Linked DNA regions of Homo sapiens: region 2 is linked to region 1. Evidence: read pairs that join two places in POLR2A ChIA-PET (ENCODE). Cell type or tissue: CD4-positive, alpha-beta T cell. All regions are shown on one strand. Links, peaks and the distances in the headings refer to the core of each region. The heading gives the core; the rest is flanking DNA. Region 1 overlaps LINC03063 (long intergenic non-protein coding RNA 3063). Region 2 holds the start of LOC107985870 (a long non-coding RNA gene).

The links. ChIA-PET counts read pairs that join two places held together with the same protein. Peaks named below come from ENCODE experiments on the same cell type or tissue, not always from the same donor. Only the 100,000 strongest peaks of a DNase experiment are listed, where the experiment ranks them.
Region 2: POLR2A ChIA-PET joins it to region 1 with 6 read pairs; 9 of 35 experiments call an interaction of 5 or more read pairs at or near these places.

The regions. Positions count from the first base shown.
Region 1 is chr2:37,584,092-37,588,490 of GRCh38, reverse strand. All of the region lies in intron 1 of LINC03063 (long intergenic non-protein coding RNA 3063), which reads right to left. Among named protein-coding and RNA genes, the nearest start is that of LINC03063, 24 kb to the right of the region's middle. In CD4-positive, alpha-beta T cell, for the core only: no CTCF peak of the experiment used is centred there; DNase peaks (open chromatin) are centred at 520 and 2,120; H3K4me3 peaks cover 1,164 bases; H3K27ac peaks cover 3,588 bases.
Region 2 is chr2:37,681,427-37,685,825 of GRCh38, reverse strand. It overlaps LOC107985870 (a long non-coding RNA gene), which reads left to right and starts at 2,126. Exons shown (of 3, transcript XR_001739410.2): 1 at 2,126-2,694. In CD4-positive, alpha-beta T cell, for the core only: no CTCF peak of the experiment used is centred there; a DNase peak (open chromatin) is centred at 1,765; H3K27ac peaks cover 1,173 bases.

The sequences.
Region 1 (4,399 bases), core at 208-4,207:
CCTTCTCATGTCACAATTTAAAAAGTAACTCCCTTATAAATGACTTGCTCAGGCTCACTTAGCTGGTGAGTCACCAAACCAGTTCTGTGACCCCATATCTAGTTACTAATTATAACAACCTTTCTTATAACCATAAGCATTTACAGGGTACTCTATTACTACCGTTATTGCTATTGTTATGTACACAAGGTTACAAAAACTAAATAATAATAGAACTAGAACTAGACTCTATGTTCTAGGCCTAAACTCACATTCAACACCTTTTTTCACTTTAAGAGTAACTTTCAAGCTATGTCCCATAAAGTCTTGGGTGTCTGTGGAGATGCCTAAAGCAGAAACTGGCAAGACAGAGAGTCAGACTCTCCATCCTCACTTTTCTATCTTTTATATTTCTATGAAGCAAGAGCTCCACTACTTAAAAAAAAAAAATGAAAACCACTGTAAGCCATGATATCCACCATGCAATCACTAAGAATGAAATCAGGTCAGACACTGTGACTCACACGTGTAATCCTAGCATTGTGGGAGACTGAGGCAGGAGGATCGCTCAAGGCCAGGAGTTTTTTACTAGTCTGGGCAACATAGCAAGACCCCCATCTCTACAAAAAAAAAATTTTTTTTAATTAGCCAGGTGTGGTAGCTATAGTCCTAGCTACTCAGGAGGCTGAGGTGGATGCCATCACTTGAGCCCAGGAGGTCAAGGCGGTAATGAGCTATGATTGCACCACTCTACTCCAGCCTGGGTAACACAGCAAGATTCTGTCTCAAAAAAACAAAACAAAACCAAAAGAATGAATCAGTGACGAACAAAGGATAGGACCATATACCCAAGGCCCTCAATATCAGTGGTTCCCCATCTGCCGATTCAATCAACTGTTCATAGAAATATGTGTGGGGAGGAGAGGAAAATAAAAAATAACACAAATCAAAAACAATATACTACAACAACCATTTACATAGCATTTACATGGTATTAGGTATTATTAGTAATCTAGAGATGATTTTAAATATGTGGGAGGATGTACATAGGTTGTATGCAAATATTATGCCATTTTCTACCAGGGACTTAAGCATCCCAGGATTTTGGGATCTTCTGGAGCCTTGGAACAAATTCCCTGCATGACTGTACCTTGATCTTAAAAAATAGGGGTAGAAAATAGCTTATGAGAAGTGAAGCAATGGGTTTGAAATAAACTTAACAAGTCCTGTCTCCTTTTCTATTGACAGGCTTTCTGCCCTGCCCCCGACCCCAGGAAGCTCAGGAAAGCTTAGTGAGACAGCAGGAAATCTAAAACACAGAATCTGTCTTCAGCAAAACTGAATAGTTTTCAATCTTCACAACACCCACTTTCACCACCCTTCACCATGGAAGCTTGGCCACCTTCCTTACTGAAATGAAATAGACCTGACTGCATCAACTACATAATGTTTATTCCCTGAGTGTCTACAAGTGCTATTGTCCCAAATGTCGACTGTGGAATATCTCATCCCACTCTGGAATTTGCATCTGGAAAAGTTTAAACTCTGGGAGAGGCCAATTGTTAATCCACAGGTGGAATTTCATGTCCCTTTGTGTCTTTGACTTGTCAGTCTCCAATTTATTACTCACATGAAGATAATTTCATTCTCTGGACTCAGAGAGGCAGAAAACAAGGAGGGGATATGAATGTGTTGGTCAAAGTAAATAAGCAGATGATTTTTATGATAGGCTAAATTGAACTATCATAGCCTCATGATTTTGAAAAGCTCTTTCCAAAGCTGAATTTACCTGCGGAGAGGTGTTTAGAAACCCCCTTTTGGTTTATAGTTCAGTCATGCTCCTATCTCCCCCCTTCAACGTAACATTCTGGATCAACTGCCCCTGTGTAACCAATTCTCATACTTAAAGTATAAAACTAGGAAGGATTTTTTCCTCCATTCTGAAAATTAATCTTTCACCTTAGGAAAAGATTTATACTTCTGAGTCATAGAAAAGCCAACACCCTCCAGCACTTAGAAGCAACCTCAGAAAAAGAAAAAGGAATGAAAACAGTGAATCAATTTCCCTTTCCACACAGATCTGAGAGATGAGATAGTTCTCGTGTCTGCCAAGGGGCTTCCGGCTCCGACAAGTTGAGTCAGCATGCTGCAAATCGTTCTAGATGGTTTTTGGACCACATGTGACAGCTAGAAGAAACTAAACTGGGTCAGGCTAACTTTTGCAAGGTGCCTTAGGATTTTAAGAGCTAAAAGGAAACTATAACTCAGTTTTGTGGCTCTTGTGATCAATACGATGTGAGGGTAAATGGTAGCAATGTGACCAGGCATGCTGCCCTCTCTTGCCTTTTGTAAGTGTCGTTACTATTATAATAAGACTCATGGGTGTGGCATCCATGAGGAGGTGCTGCTCAGATCTCCCTTTAAGAGAGAATCTGCTCGACTGTAGTGATCATTTCAGTGTGTATATGCATATCAAAATATCATGTTGTACACCTTAAACATAAACAATAAATTTAAAACTATAAACAACTTTTAAAAAGATAATATTTAGTGAGAAGTGTAGTTATCTGCCACCCTACAGCTGTCACAGCTGTGGGATCCATTACAGCATCCATACCAGGGCCACGCTTCTCCAGAGCTGCTCCTAGCCAATGATTGAGCATGGGGAGAGGGGACAGAGGTAGGAGTCTGCTAGGGCTGGGCATGCCTGCCCTACTGGGAAACTGTTGCTTCGGATGTCCCTATCAGCCTAGCCAAGACTTTCTCAGAGCTGCCCTGCAGGCTGAAACTCTACCTGCCCGATTCTTCTTCCTTCCTGCTCTCCCTTTACAGATGTGAGACTTGCATCATGGTCTGAGACTTGTCCCACCTGTTCCTGCTCCCTCTCCCTTTATCCTTCACAGGCATCACCCCCTAGTCAACGTTTTGCATTCCTAATTCCATCTTGGTGTCTGTTTCCTGAAGGAAATGAGCAGAGGCAGGTGGAGAGGGGCAGGTCTTTCTTCTCTCACCCCATCTCTAACCTCTCCTCCTCATGTTGCCTTAACTTTCCAGCCAGCCCACGCCTTCCCCCTTAAGCAGCAGCTGTGGCCTTCAGCAGTGTTTACCCTTGGCAGTCATGTGGTCCTTTTGCCATTTACTTTCCCAACAGAAACACCAACCCTAAGCAGATTGGAAACAGCACATGTGTCTTTATAAACTGAAAGTAAATATGAAAAGCCAAAGAGGTGCTGAGATAGTAGGGCCAAGTCTGTTCCACCTGAAGATTTGAGGAGTGTGTGTGTGTGTGTGTGTGTTTGTTTGTGTGTGTGTGTGTGTGTGTGTGTGTGTGTGTGTTTATTATCACTTGGGGGAGGAGGTGGCAGATATCCCCAAATTAGAAATAATCTTCTCATGATTTTGAGAAAGAATGAATACAAATGTATCATTCTACCTTTTCAATACCATTGCCTACCCCAAAGTTACCAGATCACTTAGCAAATAGCAGAATGATTTCACCTGTTTTCTTCTTTTTCCCTCTCTACTTTCATAAATCAGTAAGATAGTCAAAAGTTGGCAGGGAAGAAAGTCAGGGAGAATAAATATGAATGAACTGAATAAGCCACAAACTATTCAATCAATGTTTAATCAAGCAATTGTACAATTTAGAATGGCCATTGTCCTGTTTTAATTTTTTCAACTAATCTATCCAAGTGATCGTGTCATTTTAATTGCAAAAATGAAAAAGACCTAGGAAATCAAGAAGACAGTGAGTAAAAAGGAACAGCTGGGTGTGACTGAGTTGCCTGCTTGGAAGCAAGCAGAAAGATGTAAAGTGTTTGAAAATTCCTTCCACCGTTGGATTCTAAGGTGAGGAAATTAATTTTTAAAATTAAAACACAGACCTAATTCCTTTCTACTGACACCTGCTTAGTGTATGGACTCTGTTCACTTTTGCTTGAAACATAAAAGATGGCTTATCTCAGTCAAATTCTGTCTACCCCATAGGGATTTCATTCTCAGCATGCCAGAAACATTTAATCCTTTCTCTTTCTCTCTCTTTCTCTCTCCCCTCACTCTCTCTTCTCTTTTTGCTTCTTTCTTCTCTCTCTCTCTCTCTTTCCTTCTCTTCTAAAATTTTCCCAAAGCCTACAAGGACACCCTATGTGCAGTACTTTGTTGAATTAGAGGTTACACCATCGGCACTAACAAATACTTTAAGATTTCTTACGCCTTCGACCTTATCACTCCCAACCCCTCACCAACAAAGGGGGGAAATTCATATTAAATTATCTGGGCTGAGTATCATGGCAAATGTGTACACCCTGCCTTCCCCGATTCCTTCCATCTGTGTATGGCCTAAACAGCTGACTGGGACAGTCTTTCATCTTTAATCTAATCAACTAACTTTCCCATGGGAAACAGCCAATGAAGCCCAAAT
Region 2 (4,399 bases), core at 69-4,068, 97 kb before region 1:
GATGGCAAAATATCTACAGAAATTATTTGAACTTCTTCTGCCCGGGAGATTTATCTATTGTCCCCCATTGATTTATTTATTCAATCATTTGTTTGTATCATTATGGTCTCATGGATATCTATTTTGCACTTTCAATACTATTTTATTTTGTTGCTCAAGTTGTTCCAGCCCTGGCCATGGAGAATACATTCAGTTGGCTCCTGTGTCCCTGTAACATAGCCCTGTCATTATTGGATTTGGTTGAGCACTTTCTTACTTTCAGGAGCTACAAAATGCTCTAGGTTCGTCTTGTATATTTCCTGCTCCATCCTAGAGTCCATGTCTCCAAGGAGCTTGGTTCTTTTATTGGAGAATGTATTAGAAACCAAGACCTGGACATGCTCCTTGTTGCAAAGGTGTTATTGCTTCTAGGCTCAGCTGACAGAGAAATAACATATATGTGTGTAAATTAACCCATGTCTATACACATATATCTACAAATCCTTCTCTTTGTAACTATCTGTATCTATATTAAGCTAAATATGAGTTGATACTGATGTCTCCAATCCCAACCCAGTAGCACATAGATAATTCTAACCTTCTCCCCCTTGCTTGTTTCCTCTCCCTCCTACAATGAAGAACCTGGCTTCTGCCATCAGCCATTCGTTTATTTCATTGTTCAATTCCAGTCTCCTGTAGAGTACTTCCATAATTGTTAAGCCATACCCACATAGAAATAACTTTATAAGTTTGAGTGCTTATACAGAGCTCTTTTTGCCTTTAATCTTACAGACTCGATTCATTTCCAAACTTACTTACGTAAGCATTTTCTCTCACATCCCCTTCAGTACGCTTATTTCATGCATTTGTAATACAGTTAGATTATTTTGCCATATTTTACATTTCATCCTGGAATCCTCCAACCTTCTAAATATTTTTTAAATTTTGTATAATTAAGTTTCTCTATGCCATGAAGTTCTATGGGCTTTGACAAGTGCATAGTGTCATGTATCTAGTATTATCACAATATCATAAAAAGATAGTTTTACCACCCTTTAAAAAATCCCTAGTGGTTGACCTATTCAATTCCTTTCACCAAGAGTTTCTGAAACCACTGGTCTATTTGCCATCTCCATAAGAGTTTTGCCTTTTCCAGGATATTACTTAAATGGAATTATACCTTATGTAGCCTTTTAAGACTGGCTTTTTTCACTTAGCAACATGCATTTAAGATTCATCTATGTCTTCCTGTGGTTTGACAGCTCATTCCATTGTGTGGATGTGCCACAGTTTATTTAGCCATTCACCTACTAAAGTTTACTTCTAGTTTTTGGTAGTTGTAAATAAAACTGCTATAAAATTCTCATGCTGATTTTTGTGTAGACATAAGTTCTCAACTCATTTAAGTAAATACTTACGAACATGATTGCTGGGTCCTATGATGAGGCTATGTTTAACTCTAAGAAACTGCCAAACTGTCTTCCAAAGTGGCTGTAACCGTTTTAAATTCACACCAGCAATGAATGAGACTCCTGTTGTTCCACAAAGTTCCGTTGATCCTTGTCAGCAAATGGTATTGTCAGTTATTTTTGGATTTTAGCCATCCTTATAGGTGTATAATAGTACCTCGTTGTTTAACCGCTTTTAAAAATATTAAAAGTTTGTCAGGAGTGGGGAGTAAAACTTAAAAACTAAACAAGAAATCTGAGTCACCAGCATGAGCCATAGAGAACACTGTTGAGATAGCTCAGGCTATAGAAGAGGTGCTCCTCTTCCGGGTCCTATAAGAAGCAGGATGTAGAAACCACCAACTTGTTTCCTCCACTTGACTTTAGCTCTTATGTTCTCCATTATCAAGTAAGAGAGCAAACAAAGTTGTGGGAGCTAATAAGGCTTTACATAAAATAAATGAGAAAGAGAGGAGAGAAATGCAAAAAGTAACTTCTCAGAACACAGAAGACATTATCCTTTCCAAACCAAAATGAAAAACATGTCCAAAAAGAGAAGAGAGGGCTGTCATCTGGATAGAGGAGATGATCCTAGAAACCCTGATGGCTCCTTTTTATTAATATAAGAGTACCTGGGATTTGTTTTAATCAGGTATGGTAAGACATGCAGAAAAGACAGTCATGAAGGAATAAGTTTTTATACTTACAGATACCTAATAACAGGAGCACCCTAGGTAGGGCAACATGGAGAAGGGTGAGTCAAGAGAAAGAAGGAGTGAGGGGGGATCGTGGACAAGAACCTTTATTGAGAAGGGAAAGGCAGAGTAAGCAGGTTTAGGATTGGCTAGTTTGAATAATTCCAGCAGGATCTGGGGCATAGGGGCTGTCTCTAGTCATCTGGTATCCTGTCATGGCCTAGGGTGATTAGGACAGTGGGATAGTGGGTCTGCATATAAGAGCCAGATAAAGGAGGTGGTAGAAGTGTGGGCTTTGGATTGGCTGGTTTGCGTATGAAAGATAGGCTCCCAGGCAAGTTGCTATCTCTAGGAATTTCATAACCCTGGGAGGGGCAGTTCCTTTCAACGTCAGCTAGACTCCAAGATGTTGAAGAATCAGAATAAAAAGACATACTTAATACACTTCTTACATCATTTTTATTGTTGGGTCTACTTTTGCTGAAGCTGCCTGCGACTGTCCTTGGTCTTTTCCCCCGTGACCTCCCTGGTTCCTGAGATCTGAGCAGTATAAGCTTCTCCAGATGCTTGAGGTAACATTGTCTTCTTGAAATTTTACTAAGGTGTGTTTGCTTCTGGTATTGATGGCTACTATACACCTGTTTGACACTTCATGTTTGCAAAGCATGTCAAGTACGCCTGTTGTCTGACCCCCTGTGATCACCCCCTGGAGGTGGAGAATTCATCTTTTACTTTCATTGCTCTTTAACACTTCTCACATCTTTCCACTTGCCTGAGAATCTAAATATTTACACATCTCCCTTATCCGTATATCATCTTGTATTCTGCTTCCTTTTTCATTCCCAATGTCGTGTGCTATCCTTCCCTCTAGGCCACTCCTGATGCTTCAGTCATCTAACACATATTTGTCGCACACAGACTGGAACAGGAATTGTGCCAGGGCCCTGGGACAGAGAGAAATATGGTATCCTTGTGTGGTGGGAAGAATAGATAAGAGCATATGTTTTGAGGCCTGATAATGTGTCAGTCACATCGGTAAGAATTGTTTCAGTTTCACTTAATCTTCACATCACACTTAAGGTGGGTTCTGTGACAACCTGCCCATACTACCACCATTCTTACAAATAAGAACTCAGGTTTAGTGAGCTTAAGTAATGACCCAAGATCACAGGGCTAGCTGATGGACAGCAGGGGTCTGAATCCGGGTGCCTGACACCAGAGCATGTACTTTTCATTTGGATTCCATGAGACTCCCGCAGACATAACTCAGAGCACTTTCCCATCCTAACCCTTGCAAGGATGAACCTCCTTTTTTATATAGAAACAAAATTATTTAGCAAAACAACCTGTCTACACTAGGAGCCTCTACTGCTAACTAATGATCAGATGATCTTGAGAAAATCACTAATTTTCTTTAGTCTCTGTTTCCTCTGCTGTAAAATGAGAAGGCAGGACTAGACGACCTCTAAGATCTCATTAAGCACTGACATTCTTTTAATTGATCAGATACATCTGCACCTCTATTTTAAATAACCATTTTGCTTTGAGGTTCAGAAATACAGGAGAAGGAAAGCCAAGGATGGCAAGGAGCTCACTTGGCGCTGAGAAACATCTTGAAATATTTTTAGCTGGTTTCTCTGACAAAATATGTCCTTTAGTGTTGCAAACTTACCGTACTAAAACCATTGTATACTGACACCAGGAATAAAACAGAAGCGAGCCAAGGCATTTTAAAGACTGACTTTCATTGACTTGAAAACATGCAAAATACAAACATCTCCTGTTACCAAGCCACCACTTCCAAGGCTGACCGAACTCACAAGGGCAATCCTAGAGGTCATTCCATCCCAGCACCCTCATGGACTCACCTCTGCTGCCCTCCCCAAGGCCAACAACAGCCTGGTGAAATAGTCCCAAACTACCAGCCAACCCAGGCTCCATCTTGAACACAGGCATGTGTTCCAGCCTCTGAACATTCTTCATGCCCTTCTCACTGTTGCATCATTCTCCTCCTTGTCTTCACAATTTTATTCATTTGCTAGGGCTGCCCTAACAAAATATCACTATTTGCTATGAGTCTACAATTAGGAAAAAGAAAGAAAAAATGAAATACCACTAGCTATTTCGCTGGGTTGCTTAAACAGCAGCAATTTCTTTCCTCATAGTTCTGGAGGCTGGAAGTCCAAGATCAAAATGCCAGCAGCACTGGCTTCTCCTGGGTCTTCTCTCCTTGCTTGTAGACAACCATCTTCTCGCTGTGCGCCTCACACATACCCC